4 separate regions of the Homo sapiens genome follow, and all the other regions are linked to region 4. Evidence: chromatin contacts called from ENCODE Hi-C or POLR2A ChIA-PET data. All regions are on one chromosome and are shown on one strand. Each heading gives the region's core, a stretch centred on a gene start or an enhancer-like site at or near the end of the contact. The rest is flanking DNA. Distances are from core to core; before and after follow the strand shown. Region 1 holds the start of EEF1AKMT3 (EEF1A lysine methyltransferase 3). Region 2 overlaps NAB2 (NGFI-A binding protein 2). Region 3 holds the start of AGAP2-AS1 (AGAP2 antisense RNA 1). Region 4 holds the start of GLI1 (GLI family zinc finger 1).

The links. Hi-C counts contacts between places; a loop is a spot of excess contacts on that map. ChIA-PET counts read pairs that join two places held with the same protein, here RNA polymerase II (POLR2A). Pooled maps may share reads with other maps.
Region 1: a loop to region 4 is called in a map of naive thymus-derived CD4-positive, alpha-beta T cell, with 14 times the contacts of the local background. The contact joins the promoter of EEF1AKMT3 here to the promoter of GLI1 in region 4. A Hi-C loop is called at or near these places in 1 of 168 maps with a recorded cell type or tissue (naive thymus-derived CD4-positive, alpha-beta T cell), 1 of 37 single-sample maps with no recorded cell type and 8 of 50 pooled maps. POLR2A ChIA-PET finds 5 or more read pairs at or near these places in 3 of 52 experiments (A673, PC-9 and WTC11).
Region 2: a loop to region 4 is called in a pooled map, with 2.4 times the contacts of the local background. The contact joins the enhancer-like site here to the promoter of GLI1 in region 4. A Hi-C loop is called at or near these places in 1 of 168 maps with a recorded cell type or tissue (HCT116), 5 of 37 single-sample maps with no recorded cell type and 14 of 50 pooled maps. POLR2A ChIA-PET finds 5 or more read pairs at or near these places in 2 of 52 experiments (BJ and WTC11).
Region 3: a pooled map shows a loop between it and region 4 (2.5-fold over the local background). The contact joins the promoter of AGAP2-AS1 here to the promoter of GLI1 in region 4. A Hi-C loop is called at or near these places in 4 of 168 maps with a recorded cell type or tissue (Caco-2, K562, chondrocyte and 1 more) and 4 of 50 pooled maps. POLR2A ChIA-PET finds 5 or more read pairs at or near these places in 1 of 52 experiments (naive thymus-derived CD8-positive, alpha-beta T cell).

What each region holds. Positions count from the first base shown.
Region 1 is chr12:57,767,667-57,773,863 of GRCh38, reverse strand. It overlaps EEF1AKMT3 (EEF1A lysine methyltransferase 3), which reads right to left and starts at 1,250. Exons shown (of 3, transcript NM_015433.3): 1 at 963-1,250; 2 at 736-847. The coding sequence starts at 1,139. METTL1 (methyltransferase 1, tRNA methylguanosine) reads left to right here and starts at 1,759. Exons shown (of 6, transcript NM_005371.6): 1 at 1,759-1,890; 2 at 2,607-2,770; 3 at 3,908-4,092; 4 at 4,186-4,299; 5 at 4,460-4,561; 6 at 4,713-5,393. The coding sequence starts at 1,781. The coding sequence ends at 4,868. RefSeq lists enhancers at 1,086-1,595, 1,726-2,015, 1,701-2,900.
Region 2 is chr12:57,089,370-57,095,355 of GRCh38, reverse strand. It overlaps NAB2 (NGFI-A binding protein 2), which reads right to left. Exons shown (of 7, transcript NM_005967.4): 2 at 3,358-4,231; 3 at 2,775-2,908; 4 at 2,388-2,439; 5 at 2,161-2,293; 6 at 1,758-1,949; 7 at 1-744. The coding sequence ends at 635. Among named protein-coding and RNA genes, the nearest start is that of NAB2, 3.2 kb to the right of the region's middle. RefSeq lists enhancers at 94-624, 1,116-1,410, 1,157-1,688 and silencers at 1,051-1,120, 1,961-2,010, 3,358-3,638. Within about 2 kb of position 1,940, at least 30 of the 41 ENCODE cell types and tissues checked have a DNase peak (open chromatin) inside an H3K27ac peak, as active enhancers do; they include HCT116, where a contact is called at or near this core.
Region 3 is chr12:57,721,889-57,727,965 of GRCh38, reverse strand. It overlaps AGAP2-AS1 (AGAP2 antisense RNA 1), which reads right to left and starts at 1,726. Exons shown (of 2, transcript NR_027032.1): 1 at 1,588-1,726; 2 at 1-1,001. It overlaps AGAP2 (ArfGAP with GTPase domain, ankyrin repeat and PH domain 2), which reads left to right. Exons shown (of 19, transcript NM_001122772.3): 15 at 1-29; 16 at 195-285; 17 at 384-606; 18 at 737-992; 19 at 1,172-2,769. The coding sequence ends at 1,414. RefSeq lists enhancers at 1-508, 509-1,144.
Region 4 is chr12:57,457,828-57,463,686 of GRCh38, reverse strand. It overlaps GLI1 (GLI family zinc finger 1), which reads right to left and starts at 3,902. Exons shown (of 12, transcript NM_005269.3): 1 at 3,486-3,902; 2 at 1-22. LOC124902947 (a long non-coding RNA gene) reads left to right here and starts at 715. Exons shown (of 2, transcript XR_007063335.1): 1 at 715-944; 2 at 4,126-5,859. INHBE (inhibin subunit beta E) reads right to left here. Exons shown (of 2, transcript NM_031479.5): 2 at 5,662-5,859. RefSeq lists a silencer at 1,905-1,954 and enhancers at 4,174-4,223, 4,234-4,313.

The DNA.
Region 1 (6,197 bases), core at 1-2,500, 310 kb before region 4:
GTTATAAAGCACTCACGAAGTTTAATGTCTGCAAGTCTCCCTACAGAGTACCCCCATATGTGCATCTTGACAGAAGACCATGTCCAAAGCCAAGGCGCTTTTAAGTGACAGTATTCTCCATAAAATCACAAAGAGTAACACAAGGCTGGGTGTCGTGGCTCACGCCTGTAATCCCAGGCGCCTCGCGAGGCAGATGGATCACCTGAGGTCAGGAGTTCGAGACCAGCCTGGCCAACATGGTGAAACGTCTTCTACTAAAAATACAAAAAGTAGCCGGGTATGGTAGCGCAAGCCTGTAATTCCAGCTACTTCGGAGGCTGAGGCATGAGAATTGCTTGAACCCGGGAGGCAGCGGTTGCAGTTAGTGGGGATAGCAGCCACTGCACTCCAGCCTGGGCGACACAGTGAGACTCCGTCTCAAAAAAACAAAAAAAATTAAAAACAAAAAAAAAGCAACACGATAGAAACAACTCCTTCTTATAGGCCTGCCTGAGTTTTATTTCCTGCCCTCCCCAATCACCCACCCTAGGTGCTTTGACAGGCAATTCGCGCTGTCTGGCACGCAGAAGCAGACGCCAAAATAAAAACAAAAACAAATTTTAAAAAAAAATTTGTTAAAAAGAAGGGGTTAGACTGGGCCCAAAGTTCTCCCCTCTCCCCCAAAGATCCACGAAGTGACCATTTCTCCGCGCCCCTGGGTCCCCACTCTCTCCCGTAAAAAGCCAGCTCACGCACCCTGCAGCGCTGCCAAGATCCCCACGATGCCTGTCCCCGCACCCAGTTCGATCACCTTCTTGCCTCGGAAATCCACATTTTGACTCTCGAAATAATTGCACAGGCTCAGGGCCTACGGGAGAAAAGACAGAGAAAAAGACAGTCGTGAGGATGGCTCCATATGGGAGAGGCGGAGTCCGGGATCTGGACCTCCCACGGACCCTCACCCGGCGCAGCCCATTCCTCACCGCGTCCCACACGCGCGCCGCCACCCCGAGGCGGGACCCAAAGTTCTGCGTGATGGTCAGCACATGCCCACAGAAACAGAACTGGCTCTTCTCCGAGTAAGAGTCTGCAAAGAGCCCGACCTCCCGCGGGAACACCGATTCCGACTCAGATTCGGGATCTGGGCCGGGGTCCGCCATCCGGCCCGCCAAGGGAGTGCCTGGGCACCGCGGCCGGCGCTCAGATCCCGGATCCGGAGCGGGGTAGAGGCTGGGGGCCGCGAGCCGTCGTGGTGTCCCTGTGGAACGAGCCCCGCCTCCCTGAGTTTGCCCTCCTTCCTCCAGTTCGATTTCCTGGAGGTGGAATGAGGAGCTGCCCCTCCCGCCCCGGCCCCGAGCGCACACTCGACGAAACCCACACGGGACCACAAGAGTCAGACCGGGCGGACTGGTCCGAGACCAGGAGTAAGGGGACAGGAGCGAGGACTGATGCCACTGTAGAAGGCGAGGTCTCTAGACCCCTCTCACCTGTGGGGTGCACAGGTGCCTGCAACCAGGATGGTAACCCAGACCAGGCAGAAGCAAGCTAAGAGAAAACGTTGGGTCCCTGGGCCTGGCCTCGCCCTCCCAGTTGGAGGCTAACGGTGCGGAGGTTCCCTCCAGCACTCGCTCCTTACAGCCCTCCCCACCTAGCCCAGCCCAGCCCAGCCCAGCCCAGCTGAATTTGCTCTTGGGTCTTTAAGGGGCGGGAACTGCCACCAACGCGCATGGCTGCGTCATTAACTTGCGCCTCTGGCCTGCGCCTCCACGTGGATTTGGTAGAGAAACCCCGGACTGGGATCATGGCAGCCGAGACTCGGAACGTGGCCGGAGCAGAGGCCCCACCGCCCCAGAAGCGCTACTACCGGCAACGTGCTCACTCCAACCCCATGGCGGACCACACGCTGCGCTAGTGAGGAGTGGGCAGAGGGAGAGAGAGGAGGGCGGGATTCTCAAAGCAGCCGGGAGAGCAGTTGTGCTGCAACTGCTGGGAGGATTTGGGGTAGACCCGGGAGGATCAGATGGGTGACGTCAGTTTTTGGGGGTGGGACCGGGAGATTCGACCGAGAGAGGAGTTGGCGGGTTGAGAGTGGGCGTGGCGTTCGGGCCTAAGTCTGGGTAGCGGTGCTAAGTTTGGGAAGAGAAATAAATTGTTACTGAGACTGAAGTGATAGAGGCAGAATGTCGTTTCCATCTTTTGCTTTTGTTTGTTGGATTTAATAAAAAGGCAAACATATACACAATCCTGCCCGCACCTTACCTTACCTTCCCTCCCCGCAGAGCACAAACACAAAGTAGGATCCCAGTGCATTAGGCAGCCAGTCTCGGGAGAAGGGGAACTTGTGCCCCAGAAAGGGCAGTTACCCGGCCAGGGTCACATCAACCGCCAGAAGTGGAGTTGGGCAGGTCAGCGTTTATGGGCCTCATGATGGTCCTATGATTCACACTGGGAGTTAAGGGTGGTTTCCATTGTCCCTCTTAGAGGCCACAGGGCCCAGTGTTACAGAATTTTTGAGAAACCCTCCTCCCTTTTACCTCCCACCCTCACCCACCCACACACTCTCACAGTACCACTTCTGCAATGGTGTGACCAACCTTCTCATGCTTCTTATGTCTTCTTTCCAATAGCCCTGTGAAGCCAGAGGAGATGGACTGGTCTGAGCTATACCCAGAGTTCTTCGCTCCACTCACTCAAAATCAGAGCCACGATGACCCAAAGGATAAGAAAGAAAAGAGAGCTCAGGCCCAAGTGGAGTTTGCAGACATAGGCTGTGGCTATGGTGGCCTGTTAGGTAACACTCAGGCCCTCTTTTTGGGGTGAGAAGAGGCCTAGTAGCTTCTGCTGCCTCAGCAACTTTTGTGGGGGGTCATAATTGGCCTTTCCCCTTTCGTCCAGACACTGGTGACATCAGCATGGAGAGGCTCCACCTACCCTCTACTCTGGGTCTGTGACCTTTGCCCTGGAGAGTGGAGGGGGCTGCCTCAAATGCTTCTTAAAACCTGGGTTGTCCTTTCTGGCGTCAATCCCTACATGAGCCATTTCATCTGCCAGGTTCCGGGTCAGTGAGCTGGTCAGCACAAGCATCAGAGATTAGCCGTTGTGGCCAGTGATCCTGAACTGTCTTTTCTCAGAGATTCTACCATCTCCCCTCCCCTTTGCCCCTCCCTCGCCAGATCTCATTCCTTCTGCCCCACTCTCCTGTTTTTTGGGTTCCTCTTGTATTGTCTGTATTGTCCCACCCATGCATGCCAAGCCACTCCCTATTTTTAGATCTTCCCAAACAGATAACAGCCTGATAGAGAAGAAGAGCATGGTACATAGAGGCAGAAAACCTTGGTTTAAGGTCCAGTTCTGCCTGGGCACAGTGGCTCACACCTGTAATCCCAACACTTTGGGAGGCTGAGGCAGGTGGACCACTTGAGGCCAGGAGTTCAAGACCAGCTACTCAGGAGGCTGAGGCAGGAGAATTACTTGAACCTGGGAGGCAGAGATTGCAGTGAGCCAAGATTGTGCCACTGCACTCCAGCCTGGGTGACAGAGCAAGACTCCATCTCAAATAAATAAGTTCCAGTTCTGCCCCTTCTTAACTCTATGATCTTCGGCATATCTGACCCTCAGTTTCCTTATCTTCACAATTTACCACAGAGTGTTATAAGGATGAAATAACACAATGTGTGAAAACACTGTGGAAAACTCTAAAGCAATGGCAAATATACATGTATCCTCAGCCCTCCCATTCTGGTCCTGGTGACAATTTTCATTTCTCCCCCCGCCTCTTGAGCATAAAACTATCCATATATGTATCTCTGTCCTCTCTTGCCGTTCTGGACTTTGGTAGTTGCAGGTTGAGGCTTCCTTTCCTGTGTTGACCCCTTTGCACTTCCTACAAGTATATGGTTGATGATTCCATTGCTATTTCTGTGTGCAGTGGAACTGTCACCGCTGTTCCCAGACACACTTATTCTGGGTCTGGAGATCCGGGTGAAGGTCTCAGACTATGTACAAGACCGGATTCGGGCCCTACGCGCAGCTCCTGCAGGTGGCTTCCAGAACATCGCCTGTCTCCGTAGCAATGCCATGAAGCACCTTCCTAACTTCTTCTACAAGGGCCAGGTGGGGAGGGGCCCTGGTGGGTTAGGCTGGTAGGCAGGTGGGGGCATGGAGGCCAGGCTCTCACAACCCTGTTGGTGTGTGTCTGTCTCACAGCTGACAAAGATGTTCTTCCTCTTCCCCGACCCACATTTCAAGCGGACAAAGCACAAGTGGCGAATCATCAGTCCCACCCTGCTAGCAGAATATGCCTACGTGCTAAGAGTTGGGGTGAGTTGGGATCGGAGGGATGATGGGGTGAGTGGCCTACTCAGGGGCCCTTCACTAAGAATTCAGTGGGGGTGCATTTAGGGACTCACACCACCACTTCCTTCATCTGGCTGCTGACGTTGCATGCAGCCTCCTGTCTAGGGTGATTTTGCCTATGCAGGGGCTGGTGTATACCATAACCGATGTGCTGGAGCTACACGACTGGATGTGCACTCATTTCGAAGAGCACCCACTGTTTGAGCGTGTGCCTCTGGAGGACCTGGTGAGTAGGGGACCTAGAGGAGGTGGAGGCCCTTTCCAGAGTGGTTCTGTATTTGGACTTAACTCAGTGCCAGGAGGATGGGATAGGTGTCTAAGGGCCAGGGGCAGTCTGAACAGTGGGCAAGGACTTATTGGACCCTTCCTTCTCCCAGAGTGAAGACCCCGTTGTGGGACATCTAGGCACCTCAACTGAGGAGGGGAAGAAAGTTCTACGTAATGGAGGGAAGAATTTCCCAGCCATCTTCCGAAGAATACAAGATCCCGTCCTCCAGGCAGTGACCTCCCAAACCAGCCTGCCTGGTCACTGACTGCTTACTCTACCTTAGCTGGACCTCGTCTCCCAGGGATTAGAGAAAAGAGCAGGAGTCCTGGGTCTTCCCAGTTGAGACTGCTGGAGCTGAGACACAGTACTCTCTTAAAGAAGGTGGGGAGCTGCCCAGGGCAGAACCCACTGGTGTTCATGACTACCCCTGGCTCCTCTCACCTTGTCCCTCCACTGCCAACAGAAAACAAAGCAGCTGACTGAGATGGTCAAAGGACTTTGGACCATAGGGGATCTTTGGAAGGCTGTGGGGTCTTGCTCTTCCTTAGCACTCCTTTCTCCTTGTGAGATCTCTCCTCAGCTGGAATGAGGAATGTAGTCCATCTAAACTGCTTGCTAGGCTCAATTACCACTTCTGTTTGCTTTGTGGATCCTGGGATAACATGTATATGTGTACACATGCCTATTCTGCCATTTCTCAGGAAAGGGTGGAGTATGTATCATATGCCTTCTACCATCCTCCTGTCCTCTCCCTGCGTAAGACTTGACCTGGGGAATCTGTGTTCCCTAAGTGTTGTCTCTGGAGAGTCCTTGGGAAGGTGTGGGGGTGGAGACCCTCTCCTTTTTCACATTGACCTTCAATTCCAGAACTTCAGAGCTAGCTGACTGGCACAGAGCCTGATAGAGTTGCAGTGGGGAATGAGGGAGTAAGGAGCAGAGAGGTAAACTGTGGGAGATTCTTTTATTTTAATTTTTTTTAGAGACAGGCCCTCTCTCTGTTGCCTAGGCTGGAGTGCAGTGGTACAATCATAACTCACTGCAGCCTTGACCTCCCGGGCTCATGTAATCCACCTCAGCCTCTCAAGGCACTACAGGCATACGCCACCATGCCTGGCTAATTTTTGTATTTTTTGTAGAGACAGTTCCACTATGTTGCCCAGGCTGGTCTCAGACTCCTGAGCTCAAGCAGTCTGCCCACCTTAGCCTCCCAAAGTGTTGGGATTACAGTCATGAGCTGCCGTGCCCAGCCTAATTTTTAAACTTCTTCTGTAGAGACAGTCTTGCTATGTTGCTCAAGCTTGTCTCAACCTCCTGGCCTCATGCCATCCTCCTGCCTCAGCCTCCCAAAGTGCTGGGATTATAGGCATGAGCCACCACAGGATTCTGAGGCTAAAAGTAGAAAGGAGCTGCTAACCAGAAAGCCCCCCAGAGGAGACCGAGTCAGCTGGGGAATTAGAACATCCACATCCATTTAGCTCCTCTAACACCCCACAGACAATCTCTGAACTTAACTAATGTACAAAAAGTTTCATTTCTGCTTCTCAAGCCCCAAATTCCCATGTCTGGAAGGAGGGGGCTTGTATACCCAAGAGAC
Region 2 (5,986 bases), core at 691-3,190, 370 kb after region 4:
GGAGACCCTGAGTCCAACCCAGGCCTCCCGAGGGGGCCAGTGAAGGGATCCCACACCCACCGCCCCTATGTAGGGCAGGGAAGAAATTGCAAAGGACTTGGGGGATAGATGGGAATGGGAGGGCAAACTGCAGCACTTGTTAAATTAATTAAAGAAACAAACCAGAAGCACAAAAACGGGGAAGGAGAGGGGAGAAGGAGCAGGTCCAGTGTTCCCAGGCCCCCAATTCTGGGGGCAAATGTTGCCACTTTTAGCTGGACCTTCCCAGGGAAGTCCCCCTTTCCCCCTTGTCCAAACTGAGTCCAACTGCTCACACCACTGGTGCAAACCTAAAGAGAATGGGAGTGTGTTGTGTGAGGGAGGGGAAAACCCCAGATGCCCTGGAGGCAGAGTCCTTGCCCCCTCGCTCTGGGCAGGGGTGAGGGCACCACGCACCCTCCTTGTGTCCTCTCTCCAGGCCTCTGCTTGTTATTGCTTGAAGCCCCACAGTCTTATGCCCATGGAGCAGGTGGGGAGGCAGGAGAAGGGCAGAGGAAGGATCCAGGGTTGTGACTAGATTCCGGGGATGGAGAGCGTGGGGGTCTGTGTGAGCCAGAAGTCTGAGGTCCTGGGTCTGAAGACACCAGTCCAACCCTCACTGCCGGCTGGCCTCAGCCTCCACTTTCACGCTGCTCCTGCGACCCTCCACCAGCGCGGGATGGGGTCCTGGGGCAGGACATCTGTCCAGCAGCCCTTCCTCGAACTCTGCAGGGAAAAGGGGGCAGTTAGGAGACTGCAGGGTGACTGGCTGCAGACAGAGGTGGTTGGGAACAGAAGCAGGGGCAAAGAAAGCTGTGAAGATGGGCTCAGTTTAGGTTTATTGAATTACTGCCTCCTGCCCACTGCATGTGTATGGGGGGTTCCATTCCCATGTGTGTGAGCCCCCTCCCCTCCCTGGCTGTGCGTAGCTCTGTCTCTGTCTGTCTCTCTCTCTTTCTCTCCCGCCTCCTCGGTTGCGCTGGAATTTCTGGTTCTGTCAGGAGCTGCGGGGGTGGTTTGGCTCTGACCTCTCCCCTCCCCCCTTCCCAAGCTCTGCCACCCCCACTCATCCCTGGCCCCCTCCCAGGCCCCTCCCAGGCCACTCTACCATGGCCCCCCAAGTTTTTTGGTAGCCAAATCAGAGGGAGAACAGGAAGCCAGCCTCCGAGCTCCTCCCTCAAGAAGAGCCCCCCTTCCAGTCCCCGCCCCCACTTCCCACCCACGCACAGTTTAAAAATACCAAGCCAGGGTTGGTGGCTTTGTCTGCTGCGTCACTCTCAGCCCAGCGGCTGCCCGGCCCTCCGCCTGCCCACTCCCTCTTCCCCCTTCCACACACAAAGCATCACTGCTTTGGGCTCCTCTGCTTCCAAGCTGGGCATCCCCATCCCCATACCCACAACTCCTAGCCTGCTCCCCACTCCTGGGTTGGTGGAAGTGCCATCTGAGCTTCCCTTATTGATGCTCCTCCTTCCTGCTCCTTCATCCTCTTTTCTCTGTCCCCCCATTCCCCAGTTCCCCTTTCACAGATCTACACTAGGACCAGACTTTCCATGGTGGGAGCAGCTCGGCAGGGTCTGCCTCTCTGCACCCCAAGGCCTGGCTGGCTGGAGCCCAGCCATCCTACTGCCCTCTCTGACGACTATATCCCTCTTCCTCCCACCTGGCCCCAGGACACCAGAATTGCTGTGTGGGGCCTGAGTGGCCGGGGTGCTTGGGGACAGCACTGCTGGCTGCCTCACCTGCGAGAGGTGGCTTCGCAGGCACACAGGGGCTGAGGCGGCCCACGCGGTCGTGGGAGACGAGGCGGGCGAGCCGCAGCCCCTCGTCCATCAGTGTCTGCTGCAGGATGTGTCGGCTCCATAGCCCATGGGCTGGCAATGCCAGAGGCAGGTCAGCAGGGGGCGGCGTCAGCCTTGGACATGACCCCACAGCTGTGGGCATGGGCACTGGTCAGGTAAGGGGCTGCAGCCAATGGAACCCCCACCCTCAACCACATAGCCAGCCCACAGGCCCTTCTGCCCCCCCTCCAGCCAGGTCTCCCAACCCTGTTTCAGGCACTGCCTCCTGGCTCACTCCTCCCCCAACCCCCTCCCCTACTCCCCCACCCTCAATGAAGAGAAAAGTGTTCTGAGGCACACTCACCCTGCAAATGTCCATCCAGACTCTCCCCAGACAGGCTGGCGCTGTCCTCCTCCAGGCTGGGGCGGTATGGGGGTACATAGGACTCAGGGCCTGGGGGAGGCTGCTGGATTTCAGGGTGACTCTGTTCTCCAACCTGTGGATGCCCAACATGGGGAAATGAAGACCTGCCAAGGGAGGGGATTGGGGAAGGCTGCCCAGTGCCCCTATATGCACCCCGGAAAACATACCTCTTGTTTCAGCTTCTTCAGTGGAGGGCCTCCCAGTTCTTCAGGGTGAAGCCTGAAAAGATGGGTAAGAATAAAGTGGATGAGGCTGACGAGGGCCACTCGACTGGCAGAGCACAGAACCCAGCCAGAGGCATGTGTTATTTAAAACCTTTGCCAAGAAGCTGGCCGAGAAAGAGTCTCTAGTTCAAGCACTATTGTTGTAGGGGGTTGGGGGGACCCGACATGGATGGGAGGAGAGACCAGACCTGAGACAAGCTGACTTGGCCAAAAGCAGGACATCCAGGTGGGCGGGAAGCAGGCCTAGAGCTGCCTGAGCTGAAGGTTAGGACATGATCTAACTCCATAGCAGGATTCCAGTCCAGGAAGGACCTGGGGAAGGGGTCTCACCTGGAGCCCTTCAAGGAGGACAAGTAGGTGCTCTCTCGGGCTACTTGGCGGGACAAAGAGAAGAGCTCCACTCTCCGTAATAAGAGCGTGTTGTCCCTCATGCAGAACTGGGCAGCAGCCTCGTTGATGGTGAGCTGTGGAGGGAGGGCAGCCAGGAGAGTCAGAATTCGAACTTCCCCGCTGCCTCACCAGACCTCCTCACACCCCTTCACCATTGGACAAATGAGGCCCATCCATCAGACGCTTGCTTTGGTTTTGACACTACATGGGAGCTTTCTGAGGTGGGAAGACAGAGGTCAGCACCCACAGCTTCCTAGGAATGCCCGGGGCCTCCTCCTCTCCTGTGGGGTCCTGAGTGACAAGGAGCTGAACAGCTCGGTGCTGCCTGTATCTCTGCTTCCCCCTCAGCTGAGGATGGAAGCACTGCGGCCGCTGGGGTAGGGGCCTGTTGGGGAGGGGATCAGGGCCTGGGGTCCTGGTCAAGAGATAATGAAAGATAGTCGGAGACTGTAGAAACTCGCAGAGGTAAGCGGCTGGAGACCTGGAAGTCAAGGGCAATCCTAGGAGGCCTGGGGGTTCTCACCTCGTGCAGGCTGAGCTGCTTGCCCTCCCGCCGCTTAGAGTCGAAACGGCCATAGATGATGCTGTATTTGCGGATCTCCTCTTCCTTCTGGCTGTCATTATCATCCATCTCAAAGATGTGCCCAACGCTCCGTGCCAGCTTCTTATTCAGCTTTAGCAGGGATGTGACCTCCCCAGCATCCCCCCTTGGGAAGCTCCGGAAGATCCTCTCCACACTTTCCACCACCATGCGTACCATCTCTGGCTCCAGTCGGTCTGGACCACCCCCAGTCCCACCTGCTGCCAGCCCCCCAGCCCCAGTCCCCTCAGGGACTCCTCCCCCTGCAGGGGGGGAGAAGGGGGGCGAGCCAGCCTCCTCTTCTCCTCCTGCCCCAACGTCCGACTCTGGAGTGCTCCGGCCTGGCCAGATCCGGGGGTCCCCTGCCCCAGGTCCCCCAGGCAGTGGTGATAGCTTCTCTCCAAGTTCAAGGGGGCTCTTGGGGCTAAAACTGCGGGCACTGCCTGCCTTTTCCCCTGGGCTGCCATGCCCATTGCTCATGCTCCCTTTCCGGGTACCCGCAGTCTCAGAGATCTTGAAGAGCGGGATGCTGGAGACGGGAACAGCAGGCACTGGTTGACTGAAGAGCCCTGGATTGGTGGCCCACTCTCTCAGTGCCTTCTGCAGGCGCCGGACATGGAGGGGCTTGGTGGCCATGCCCACAAGTGCCATGATCTCCAGAAACTCCTCCTCACCCGCCTCACACAGCTGCTGCACGTCGTCCCCTCCCTGCTGGATGAAGGTCTCATAGTAGGAAAGGAGGTTGGCGCGCTGCAGGACCCGGTACAGCTGCAGCTCCCCCAGCGTCCGAGGCAGTGCCATGGCTCGGGCACTGGGCCTGAGAAGGAGGGGCACAAGAGAGAGGCAGTCGGTGCAAGTCCCCCTACTGGGTACCAACCCACACTAACAATTGTTCCCTCTTTCCTGCCTGCTTTTCTTCCCCTCCCTCATTTGGATGCTATCCTGCCCAGTGCCCAGGTCTGAGTACAGACTCTCAGAATCAGGCACTGCTCAGAGGCATGGACAAGCCAGTGCCGTCCTAGACTGGCCCGAAGCCCCAAAAGTCAGTGGCCTGTGTCTGTAGGAGTCGAAGCGTCTTACAACCTTATCTTCAGCTTTTATCTTTTTGGTCTGGGGCAAGAAGAACTTGAGCGCTGAGGCTGACCAGCACCGACCTGGGATGGCTGGACCTCCCTCTCCCCCAAAACACAATCCTCACCTTCCCCTCTAAACACTCAGCAGTCTCAACACTGAAGTGAAGTCACCCATACTAAAGTGAATGTAGGAGCCCAGTCTCCCCCACAGTGGACGCTGCTGGCCAGCTTCATTCCCTGTGAAGGGGCCACAGCCCCAGGTGGCTAAAAGGGAGGGTGTGGCACCTTCCCTGGCTTTCCCACTCAGTGAGCCAGGTGGTGCCTTACTCTTCTCCGCTCAGCTTTTCCCAGGGGTTAAGCATTTATTTATTTATTTATTTATTTATTTATTTGAGACGGAGTCTCGCTCTGTCACCCAGGCTGGAGTGCAGTGGCGCTGTCACTGCAACCTCCGCCTCCCGGGTTCAAGCGATTCTCCTGCCTCAGCCTCCTGAGTAGCTGAGATTACAGGCGCCCGCCACCATGCCCGGCTAATTTTTGTATTTTTAGTAGAAACGGGGTTTCACCATGTTGGTCAGGCTGGGCTCGAATTCCTGACCTCGTGATCCACCCGCCTCAGCCTCCCAAAGTGCTGGGATTACAGGCCTGAGCCACCGGGCCCGCCCGGCCTGGTTAAGCATTCTTAACGCACGCTTCCTCTCTCCCCTCAGAACCTCTCCACCCTTCCAGGCTGCCCAGTGCTCCTCAGTGGCCCCTCTCCTAGCAGTGACACTCCCCACTTCCTCGGTCAGCCTTTTCCTTCAGCTCAGGGGCCGTGGCAGGGGGAGGGGCGCAATTGTTCTGCTCCGGGGCCGTTCCGCCCACACACACTCCCACAGTGGTAGCGTCTGTAGGCGAAAACCGCCCAGGGGCTCCCGCCTACTCTCCTCTCCCATATTTTCCACCCGCATCTTCAAGTGGAGTGGGGGAGCGGCTCAAGGCCTCTTGATGAAGGGGCTGCACACTGAAACTCCCCTCCCCGCTCTGTGAATAAAGGGACAGATATGGGAAGGAACGCCTAAGGCCTCCCTGCCTCCCTCGTCACCCCCCCTTTCCCCCGCTGATGCTCCTTTAACTCAAAGGCACCGGGGGCCCGCGCGCTCCGTGCCAACGAGGGACTGAGGCAACTGAGCGTCCCCCCACCTTCCGCACTGATGCCAGCTCGAGCTCCAGGGCATCCCCTGGTGCTTGGAGGCTCCCACATTCTTTGCAGGGGGCTCTTAGGCCAGATGGAGCCCACAGAGTAAACCAGGAATGGAGATTTGGGTACTACTCTTTCATATCCAGCTTCATCAGATGCTTGCCTGCTCCCAGGGCCCCCTAATTCGAAGACGCACCCCCTTTTCCATCAGTCTCCACCCCCCACCCCCGTCCTGCTTCCCCACGTCCTCCCCTCGACCTCCGCCCTCTGGACCCCATTCCCAAGTCCAGCTCCACCCATCTCCACTCCCCGCTGCCTC
Region 3 (6,077 bases), core at 477-2,976, 270 kb before region 4:
TGCAATGCTGTGAGAGCAGCAAGGTCAAGGTAAGAGTTTGAGGTGGAGTGGAGGACTGGCCGCAGGAACTGACCCTGGTGCTGACGGCCATTGGCAACGACACGGCCGAAGTCGTGTGAGAGGAGAGCAGAGGTGTCTGAGAAGGAGGTGGGGCTTGGAGGCAGAGTCAGTGCCAACCCAAACCCTCTCTGCAGCTGCGCACAGACAGCCAAAGCGAGGCCGTGGCCATCCAGGCGATCCGGAACGCCAAGGGGAATTCAATCTGCGTGGACTGCGGGGCCCCCAGTGAGTGCCAGGAGGCAGCGGAGGGGCTAGGGAGTGTAGTGAATGCCGGGGTGCCTGTGCTGCCCGGCTGGGAGCCGACCTCTACGCTCCTTCCGCAGACCCCACGTGGGCCAGCTTGAACCTGGGCGCCCTCATCTGCATCGAGTGTTCTGGCATCCACCGCAACCTGGGCACACACCTGTCCCGCGTTCGCTCGCTGGACTTGGACGACTGGCCACGGGAGCTGACCCTGGTGCTGACGGCTATTGGCAACGACACGGCCAACCGCGTGTGGGAAAGCGACACGCGAGGCCGTGCCAAGCCCTCGCGGGACTCTTCGCGGTAAGCGTGAGGGAACAGAGCGGGGGGAGGGTTGCTGAGGGTGTGCGAACCTGAGACGGTCCCGTGGGTAGGGGCAGAAGTCCTGGCTGGGGGTCCCTAGAGCCTTTTCCGTTGATCCCTGGTCTTGCAGGGAGGAGCGCGAGTCGTGGATTCGCGCCAAGTACGAGCAGCTACTGTTCCTGGCGCCGCTGAGCACCTCGGAGGAGCCGCTGGGCCGCCAGCTGTGGGCCGCCGTGCAGGCCCAGGACGTGGCTACCGTTCTCCTGCTTTTGGCCCATGCGCGACACGGGCCGCTCGACACCAGCGTAGAGGACCCACAGCTGCGCTCCCCACTCCACCTGGCGGCCGAGCTCGCCCACGTCGTCATCACGCAACTGCTGCTGTGGGTACGTGAGCTGGGGGGAGGAAAGGGGGTCTTTGAGGCTTCATCTCGGAAAACGCCTGGCGCGGGAAAGCCCGAAATTCCCAGAGGGACCCCGGAAGTAGGCTTGGCCATGTGGGGGAGGCGGCGCCGGGTGTGGGCGCCCTGGGGACGCGCGGTCACGCGGCCGTTTCCGCCCTCTAGTACGGCGCGGACGTGGCGGCCCGTGACGCCCAGGGCCGCACGGCGCTGTTCTACGCCCGCCAGGCTGGAAGCCAGCTGTGCGCCGACATCCTTCTCCAGCACGGCTGCCCGGGTGAGGGCGGCAGCGCGGCCACCACGCCCAGCGCGGCCACCACGCCCAGCATCACCGCCACGCCCAGCCCCCGCCGCCGGAGCAGCGCCGCTAGCGTGGGCCGCGCCGACGCCCCGGTTGCGCTGGTATAGTTGCCCAGCGGGAGAGACACCCCCATCCCCACGCGGGCCGGGCACGACCACACCGGGCGGACCGCTGGACAGACGCACCCACTCACCTCTCCGATCCGCACCCCGCCCCACGGGAGCACTTCCTACCCCCACGAGGGCACAGCCCCCACGCCTTCCAGAAGACACAAACTCACCTCCCTCTCCCCAACGAGGCATGGAGACCCCAGCTCAACACGCCCCCTCTCCATTGTTTCCACACTCGGATTGCTCTGGGTCTACCCGCTCGGGGTTCGCGGAAGGGGAGGTCCCCAGCGGTACGGGCTCCTAGGCGCTTGGACATGCCCGCTTGTGCCCCCTAGGGGCGGAAAGAAGACCCGGTCCTGCCCGAGCTCAACAATCCCAGGGCGGGAGCCCATACCCAGGCTGGCTCCTGGGGCGACGCCACGCCAGAGGGAGGGTTTAGTACATGGGAGGGCTAGCCCCGGGACTTGGGGCCAATACGGAAACCCTACCCCTTCCATGCTCATCTCACTGCCCAGTGAAGGGGGCAAGGGCAGCGAGGGGCAGGACCCCTGCTGCTCATGGGGGTGGGGGTTCCCAACCCTTTCCGTGAAAGGGACCGTGAGTAGTGGAAACCAGGACGTCCCCTACACCTACCCATGGGTGGAAGCTAAAGAGTCCGGGGGGAACCAAGAGCCTGGGTCCCTCCCACTACTATCTTGGGAGGGAGAAGGGATGGAGCAGGAGCGGGCTAAGAGGGCTGCGGGGGCCTTGTAATTTATTGCTTTGTTCCCCAACATGGGGATGGGGGCGGGCAGGGGCGTGGGGAGGGCGTTTTGGGGTAGGGGAAGCCCAGGGTGGGCAGGGGGTGGGTTGGGGTGGGGGTGCTCTCGGGTTGTGTCTGTGACCGTGACTGCGTACCTGTGACTGTGCAGCGCCCGTGGTGATCTGGGGTAGGGGGCACCCCTACAGTGGGACCCCTCCCCCATTATTCTTTCTGTCCAGCCCCTCCCTCCCACTGGAGCAGCTCCAGAGCCATTCCTCACCCCCGTGACCTCTCCCAGCCAGGGCTGAGAGGATTCGAGGTGGCTGGGAGGGTTTCCAGGCCCCCTGCCCCTTCCCCACAAACTGGGTGATAGGGCGGACTTACCTGGCCCAGCCCTGCCTCCCTCAGCCAACCCAGCCCTTGGGCTGTCTGTGTCAGTGGTTTCCGGTCTTTTTTTTTTTTTTTTTTTCTGGCTAAAATAGTTTGCAAAGGACCAGGTAATTGGGGAGGGGAGAGAGGTGGGGGCAAGGGGGAAATGCCCCCCCATCTCCTTGGAGGCAGTGGTGTGAATCTTCTTCAACAGCAATTAAAGAGGAAGTGATTTTGTCTAGGGGGTGAGCTGCTGGTCTGTTCTTGGAGGCAGGTCAGGGCATGGCCTTGGTCAAGATGGGGTACTGGGGTTGGACAGGGACAGGCAGAGGTGCCTCCCACTGGGGCTGGTGGCAGGACAGTACCCATGGGCATGGAGGTGGTTCCATCATGTACAACAGTTCTGGGTTCATGTAGTGGAGGACGTGGGCAGGTTGGAGTCAGTGGGGACCCTGGGAACAGAGAAGGCACTGACTCTTAAGATGATGCCAGTCCTGGGAGAGTTGGGATATGGTACTTAGAGGAGAGGACAGGCCCATGGAGAGGGGTGGGAAGATGGGACAGCTTTGTTTAAGAGCAGGAACTTTGGAGACAGATCTGATTTTGAAACCTGCCCCTCCACTGCACAGCTAGGGGACCTTGGTGGCATCTGTTTATCTGTATTCTGAACAGTATCTGTTCAGAGGGCACCTGAAAGGCGCTCCAGCTCTGAGGAGGGCTGCCCCGAGCCAGCCTGCTCACCGTGAGCACTAGGTACCAGAGTAGAACATAGAGTAGGGGTTCCTCCCCTGGCCTCGTCAGGGGGTGTTCCAGAGGGAAGGGGTGGGAGACCTCCTGGGAAAGATTTCCCAGCTAGCTGCAGAGGTCCCTGGTGTCCACAAACTCAGTGTCAGCTGATGCAGGCATTTATCCACCTCCGTGCCATCAAAGGGACCACCAAGGCCACAGCGGCCTGAAGCCGGTGCTGCCTCCATGAGCTGCAGTGCCACTAGGCTCAGCACATAGCCAATCCTACCATTTCTCGAGGGCAGCTGAAAGTGTTTACTCAGGTAGAGGGGCTGGACAGGGTAGGGTTGGGTCAGCAGCCAGTGCAGGTTGGGCACAGCCATATGTTGTTATCTACCTTGAGGAGTTAGTTGGTAGCACCAGCATCTTTGGGTAGAATTGCTTCTGACCCTTGGTGCCCACCAGCCCCAAGAGGTTCAGCTGCAAGTGTGCCACTGAACTGAGGACACAGCACCAGACCTGAATCCAGTTCACATGGAGGCTGCGGCTCTACAGGGTCCTAGGCTGTGACCACCCAGCACAGCGGCGTGACCCAGGAAAGGTGGATTCAACAGTGCAGGTGCAGTGACAAGTACAGAGGCAGGTGTGTGGTCTGGGCAAAGCGACAAGAGGGGGGAGGTAGCAAAGAAGATTGGACTAGAGGACCTGGCCGTTCCCCCTTCACCTCCAAGACCCTGGACTCTCTTATTTCAGCTCCACTCCTTCCTCGTGGCCAAAGTTTGCTCCCTTCTTCAGAAGTTTGGGAGTGTGAGAGAATATGGGAAGGAAATAAGGACCCTGGAGAGAATGAAATTGCCTTCAAAGAGCAAGTGGGAAGTTCCTTTCATTTCCAGCCAGTGAAAAATGGTCAAGGTGTCAGCAAACCTCACAACAAATCCCAACACCAAGTAATCCACTTGCCTCTTGTCTTAATGGGGAGTGTCTTTGGTCTTGCGGGGGAGATGTAAAGGGTGGTAGTGGATGGAATGACAAAATATCAAGCCCTCCAGGTTATGACAAAATAGGAGCCCAGAAGGGGACTCCCTGGGTGGGTGAAGGAGAGCTGCTGCCCCTTTGTGCCCATGCCCCCTTCACAGCTCACCCTGGGCTGCCTTGCTTGGATGCCCTGCCATGCAGGATGCCCTATTGCCATCCGCCAGCCCTCCCTGCAGCCCTGCTGGCTGCCATCTGCCACACCCTGCTCCCCTCCTTTTGTTTGTCTTAGCACAGCTGGGGCAGACCGACCTTCACCATGGGAGTGCTGCCGCCAAAAGCCAAAGGAAAGGAAAAAGGAATTTCGATTGAAAGTACAAAATGATTAACAGAGTGAGATTTCCAGAACTCTGCTTTCTGGTGATGCTGAGACTCCATCCCCAGCAAATCAAAGCACAGCCCTCCTGCCCCAGCCCCTTCCCATTCTGAGCTTCTGATCAGCTTTGGGGACTCCTTCTGAGACTCTTGCCTCCAAGTAACCCAGTCTTTTCAGAACTCAGGAGTTGGCTTATAATAGAAAGCTAGTGAGCACTTACTTGGGGCCAGGTTCTGTGCTAAAAGCACGACATACACTCTATCTCATTCAATCCTCGCAACCATCTTAAAAAGCCAGTACTGTTGTCCACAATTTACCAATGAGGAAACAGCATTTAGAAAGTTAAGTGACTTGTTCAAGGGTCCGCTGGTGGGAGATGAGGGGTGCGGTCTGGGAGCTGCATTCTGACTACTGCTGCCCTCAAGGCAGTGTCTAAGCTCTTGTCCAGCTGGAGCATCCCTCCCTCAGGGGGCGCAGATGGACCAGAGGAAGCAGGGTTTTCTGAGTCTACCTATTTACACTTCAAAACAAAACAACGTAAGCATAGCATGCACAGTAAGCACTAGTCCACGTTCAGCAAGAGCTTCCTTCAACAGTTGAATCCTTCACTCTCCATTTATAGACACATGGGAGTTCTGGGCCCTCTATCCTTTTTTTTTTTTTTTTTTTTTTATTTGAGACAGTCTCACTCTGTCGCCCAGGTTGGAGTGCAGTGGTGTGATCTCAGCTCACCACAACCTCCGCCTCCCAGGTTCAAGCGATTCTCCTGCTCAGCCTCCCGTGTAGCTGGGATTATGGGCGTGCGCCACCACACTCGGCTAATTTTTTGTATTTTTAGTAGAGATGGGGTTTCACGATGTTGGCCAGGCTGGTCTCGAACTCCTGGCCTCAAGTGATCCGCCCGCCTCAGCCTCCCAAAGTACTGGGATTACAGGGGTGAGCCACTGCTCCCGGCCCCTCTATCCCTTTTCTTATCCTGTGAGCCCGGGGGCAGCCTTCAGCAGAAAGGCCGTTCACCTCAGAGACCAGAGCAGAGGACTCTACCTGAGTCCTCTGCACTCAAAATTAGCAGAGCATGGTGGTGTGTGCCTGTAATTCCAGTCACTGGGAGGCTGAGGCAGAATTGCTTGAACCTGGGAGGCAGAAGTTGCAGTGAGCTGAGATCAGGCCACTGCACTCCAGCCTGGGCAACAGAGTGAGACTCTTGTCTCGAAACAAAACAAACAAAATCAGAGTCCTCTGCACTGGGAGGAGGCATGTGGGGGGACCCATGCCTGCACTTGGTAGTGAAGAAGAAAGGGAGACACCAGGCCCATGTACCCTTGGGCATACTAAGAAACTGGCATGTGTGGGCAGCAGCCCTCTCTCTGCGCATGCCCAAAGGTGGAGGTCTTTTTGGAAAATGTTGAAAGGACAGGTGGGTAGGGGTGTGGATGACAAATGGAATCTGGAGCATGATATGGGAGAGACCACAG
Region 4 (5,859 bases), core at 2,653-5,152:
CTCAGAGGAGGGTGTGGGGACACTGCAGAAAGGGAAGGTAGGTATAAAGGTGGAGGAAATAGAGACTGTCAGACAGCAGTCTCAGGCACAGAATCCTGGGCAGAACATCCCTGGTATCCCCCACCCCTCTAAGACATCTGCCACGGAATTCGAGTTGAAAAGAGCATCACTGAGCCGGGCACAGTGGCTCACGCCTGTAATTCCAACGCTTTGAGAGGCTGAGGCGGGAGGATCACCTGAGGTCAGTTGAAGACCAGCCTGGCCAACATGGTGAAACCCCCGTCTCTACAAAAAAACAAAAATTAGCCAGTCATGATGGCGGGTGCCTGTAATCCCAGCTACTCGGAAGGCTGAGGCAGAAGAATCGCTTGAACCTGGGAGGCGGAGGTTTCAGTGAGCCGAGATGGTGCCACTGCACTCCAGCCTGGGTGACAGAGCTAGACTCCGTCTCAAAACAAAAAAAGCATCACTCGCTGAGTGAGGGGAGGGGTAAGGGGAAATGATGTCCCAGAGAGGCAGAGGCAGTCTTGTAGTCTGTGTACTCTGGGGATCTTCTTGGGAACTGGGTGGGAGCTTTGCCTGGGTGGGAGCTTTGCCTGTGTGGTCTGTGTGTAGAAGGCATGTTTTGGACTAATTGTGCCTATATTAACTTCAAGTGATTTTAGTAACATGGACCCTCTAATTCTTCTTGCTGTAACCCTGGGCCGGCTTTGAGGGTGGGATGGGAGAACTCGTGTGATGGATCTGACTTCAAGCACTGGGCGGCTCTGCTAGAGCCCGTTCCCCCTTCCTTCTCGTGCCCCTCCCCAGGGACAGCCCGTGTACAATCTCTGCAGTGTCCAGCAGAGGGAGCCCTAGCCACAGTCCCGACACAGAGCCAGGTGGGGCCAGGAGGGAGCACAAGCCATCTGCCCTCTTAGACAGAAAACAGTGTGGAGGAGGAGGTAAGGTTCCTGAGGGGAGTCTTCTGGGTCTGTTGGGCACAAAGGTGAAAGCTGGTGTTATTCTGGGGTAGTTTAAATCAGGCCCACCTAATCTTTTTGGTCTCTGTTTTGGGGGAACAGGAAAGGAAGTATGAGGGGAGACTCTGAGAGAATGAAAAAAACAATGTGATCCTTATAAAAGCGTAGCGAGGAAGAAGGTGCTGCTGTCCGTTTTTCTTTTCAAACTCCAGTTTTGACTCCATCCCGGGTTTTCCAGTCTCCCGGGAATGAGGGTGGGGTGGGGCGGGATGGGGTGGAGAACCACCGGGAGCGGGCCGGGCCGGCCGGCGCGGTGGGTGATCCCGGGATGCTGGGATTTAGGGTGAGGGCGGGGTGAGATGGGGAGCGGAACCCGGACCCCGCGACCCAGCCCGGCCCGGCAGCCTGGGCTGTACCCTTTTCTAACTCCTCCTTTTCCAACCGAGGTGCGGATCCCGCATCCAAGACCTCCCAACTCGACCTTGGAACTAATGTTGGGGGGCGGGGGGCACAGCTGGTTGGCAGCTGGATGGGGGGACAATTCTCCCGCCTCCTTCCCTCTATGACTCACCCAGGGGAAGGAGGGAAGTTTGCAAATGATCCCCCAAACACTAGAGACTCCCCCAAACTTGCCTACTCAGTCATCTTTCTGCCCCACTGCCTAGCTGCCGAAGAGCCTCCAAGGAAATGGGGCTACACCCCTCCTCGCCCACGCGTTCCACAGCCCACCCATATCTCCCCTTCAGGCTAGTAAAAGGAAAATGTCGCCAACTTTTTTAGCTTCGGTAAAGTTTTTCTGGGGTGTGAGAGTTCGGGATGGGACAGGGAGCTCTAGGGTTCCCCTGCCGGAGCCCTAAACCATCTTCGGTGTCTCCCTGTTTTCCAGCGTCCCCCTCGCACCCCCGCTCCCCAACTCCCAGGAGTCGGCTCCGCCCCCCTACTCCCGGTCCCGCCTTCCCCGCCCCCGTGCCTCCTCGGCCCACCCAAGTCGCCGCCGCAGGCACTGGCTGCAGACGGCTCCGCTCCCCCCACCCGCCCCGGGAGCCCAGTAGAGCGAGCCATAGGGGTGGGGGCTGAGGGGCGGGCCACATTCTTCCCTCCTCCTCTCAGCACATCCGGAAAGCAGGCAGTGGCGCCCAGGGGGGCACTACTGGAGAGTGGGGGTCCCCGTTGGTGGGGTTAGAAAGGGAGAAGAATCCAGAAAGTATAGGGGAGAGAAAGCAGAGAAAGTGACTGGGTCAATAAAATTAGGTGTGTATGGGGAGGAGGAGGGGCCCGGACACCTTAGGTTGCTGGTTATAGCAGCCGGCTTCCCAAGGGTTAACCCCTCCAGACCCCCGGGAACCCCCTGGTGACGTCAAGGGCGGGGATGCCAGGGAGATAATGGTGGAGGGGGAGAGGTCTCTGGACCCCGCCCCCTAGGGAAAACCACACTTATTCCGACCCTTACATATCCCCCGGGAAACCGCCCGCCTTCTCCCTCTACTGGAACGTAAAGACCTATCCTAGAAGACCCCAGCTCTCCAGACCCCTAAAACCCTCAGTCCCCAGGCTCTACGGGGTCCCCTTTCCGTAATCCTGTCCCGAAAGCTAGCTGCCCAGTGCTGATTGTTTCGGGGTCATGGGACCTGAAAGAGGATTCAGAGCGGGGAGCAAGGGCAGGCAGGGTGGTCTGAGCCAGAGGAGGGGCCTCGATCCCCAGCTCCCGTTTGGGCGGGGTGCCAACGGGGATACACAGGCTGGCAGTGGCCAGTGGTCCCGCCCAGCCCCGGTAGGGGTCTCCCTGCGGCTGGCTCCCGCTGCCCCGGTGGTCCTGAGGTCAGAGGGTCAAGACAAGGTCTCCCCGGCTCCTCCTGAGCTCCTTGCCCACAGCCCTTGGGACTCAGGAGTCCAAATTGCATGGGGTCATTCTAGGGCCTTCACTAGACCTTGGACAGCCCCCCCCCGCCCCAGCCCCCTTCCAAGTCCAGAAGACACTCCTTTCCCCTAAAGCACAAGCATCCACTGGCACATCTGTCACAAGACAGGTCAAAGGTTCAAGCCTGGCTGGCCCCTAGTGGCTCTGTTGCCTCCCACACACCCGTCCCCACCCCACCTGGAGCTCCCTCCTTTGCAGTCCCCACCTTTCAGAAACACTGACATCTTCCTACCCCACGCGCAGACACACACCTGGGGTTACCTCTCTACAACGCAGACCTCCAGCTAGCCATCCCTCCAGCCTCTTAAACTTAACCGCATGAAAGTAAGATATTTCTAATATATGGGAGAGGCGGAGACAAAGACCCACGGTTCCCTGAGACAGAGATACACAGACTGACAGAAGAAAAAAAGGGAAGAAAAAGAAGATACAGAGAAAGACACAAGTGAAAAATCTGGAGTTTCTAATGTCTCACCCCAGGCTCTCCCACCCCTATTTTGCCTCTATGTCCCGGGTCTGGGATGAGTCCCTAAGAAGCTGAGCATCCCCTCAGGCCCCCTCCCCCACTGCTCCCAGGTGGTCCCCCGCCTGCCCCCCCTTCTCACCTCTGTCTGGGCGCTGGGCTCGGGATGCGCGGTCCAGGGCTGGAGTCTGGGCTGGGGGGTGTGCGGTGGGGAGGGGGGGCGGAGAGGGCCACGGCAGCGCAGCCTCGATGCCACCCCCACCCCCCCAACCTGGCCCCCAGCCCTCCCGCCGGCCCAGCCCGCCGGGCCGCAAGCCCGGACCACCCGCGAGAAGCGCAAACTTTTTTTTTCCCTTTTGCAAAAACTTTTTCTCTCTCCAGCCGCTGGCGCGCCGCCGCTCTTCCCGCTCGCCCCTCACCTCCCTTCTATTTCCCTCCCTCTTGCCGTTCTGGAGGATGAGGCGGGGTAGCTGGAAGCAAGAGAAGGGGTGCCGGGCTTATTGCACCCCCAGGACCCCCAGGATCCTCCCCCTCCCTTGAGGGACCCTATACTGCTTACGCCCCCCCCCCCGCCCCGGCTGAACACGCTGCTGTTGGTGAGTACTAAATCCCGGCTTGGATTTCTGGATCGGCTGGCCCCAAAGAGGCCCCGACAACCAGATTGAGGAAAATATTGCGGGGCAGGGGGAGAAGTTCAACCGAGAACGATAATAGTGGAGGTAGGGTAGTCGCCTTTGGTTGGTGCTAACTGAGCATTCTGCCATCCTGTGGTTTATCTGCAGGCCTCACCCTTTGGATGGAACTTGCAGCGGCCGGGACAGAGTTGCGGTTTGGGGCAAATCAAGTTGGGTTGGGGGCTCTGGAAGAAGGTGAGGAGTCTATGGAGCATAAAAGCAAGGAGCAGCGGCTGAGGCTCTGGGTGCAGGGTGTGGTTCACGAGGTCACCAAGGAGCCCTGGGACTGAAGCCCCTTTCCCTAGAACCCCGGCTCTACGTCTCGAAGTTCTGGAGGGTGCCGCCCCTCCGCACCACGTCACTGCAGGCTCTAGCTGCTCTTCCAGGCTTTCTGCTCCCTCTGCTGGCCGTTCTCACACATGACACCCGCTCGGAGTCGAAGCAGAAGAGCTGGGGAACTGAAGGAGGAGCCCAGTTGAAGGAGGAGCCCCTCACTAAAGCCCACTTAAAAGCCCAGGAGGTGGATATGTGAGCTCTGAGAAACGGAGAGGCAGAGGTTGCTATGCCCAGCGGTACTGCCTGACAGGGAAGTGCCCTGCCTCTTTAGATTTGCATTGCCATCGTGACCGGATATAAGGGAGGGGCAGCATTTCAGTCTCTGATTTTTATGAGAAAGAGGAGGAAGCATGACAAGGAAAAAGGGCACCCTCTCCCCTTTTTTTCAACCCCACAGGCAGACCTCCCACATCCTAGCTCTGCTTCCAAGAACCACCCCCTTGGGTGTGGAAGGTCAGTGGGTTAACTGTTCAGTCTGAGGGTCAAGGGGGAAAAGAAAAGGTGAAGGTAGGGGGAGATCTGGGACTTTGACCCAGGCTAGTTATCCCCAGAGGGTCAGAGACCCAGCTCAGTCAGACCAGACTAATGGGCACTGAAAAAAAGGCACCCCACACATGCTCCTGTCCCAGCCTCGAGCCCCTTCTTCCAGAGGAGCTATTTATGTATTTATGTATTTATTTATTTTTATTTGGGACGGGGCCTCACTATTTGCCCAGGCTGGAGTGCAGAGGCTATTCACAAGTGTGATCATAGCCTCGAACTCCTGGGTTTAAGCGGTCTTCCGGCCTTAGCCTCCTAAGTAGCTGGGACCACCGGTGCCCAGCAAGAAGAGCTCTCTTAGAACACCTTACTTTCTTCTCCCCACCCAGTTCTATAGACCAGTGAGTCTCAAACTTTTTGGTTTCCTCTATACTCTTAAAAGTCATTAGGTTAGGCACAGTGGCTCAGACCTGTAATCCCAGCACTTTGGGAGGCCAAGGCAGGCGGATCACCTCAAGTCAGGAGTCCGAGACCAGCCTGGCCAACATGGTGAAACCCCATCTCTACTAAAAATACAAAAAATAGCTGGGCATGGTGGCGCAGGCCTGTAGTCCCAGCTACTCAGGAGGCTGAGGCAGGAGAATCGCTTGAACCTGGGAGGTGGAGGTTGCAGTGAGCCGAGATTGTGCCACTGCACTCCAGCCTGGGCGACAGAGCGAGACTCCGTCTCAAAAAAAAAAAAATCATTGAGCTTTTGTTCATATGATTTACATCTATCAATTCACCACATTAGAAATTAAAACTGAAAAAGACTGTAACACAAGACCATACAAGCACACATTCCATTAACAATGATGTCAGAAAGATGATGTAATCACATGTCACACGGCCTCTGGAAAACTCCACAATACAATTTTAAGATAATGAGAATTCAAAAGGCAAATAACATGTTAGTATTATTATGAAAATAGCTTTGACTTTGTGGACACCCCTGAAAAGGGACCTCCCAGAAGCCTACAGAGTACA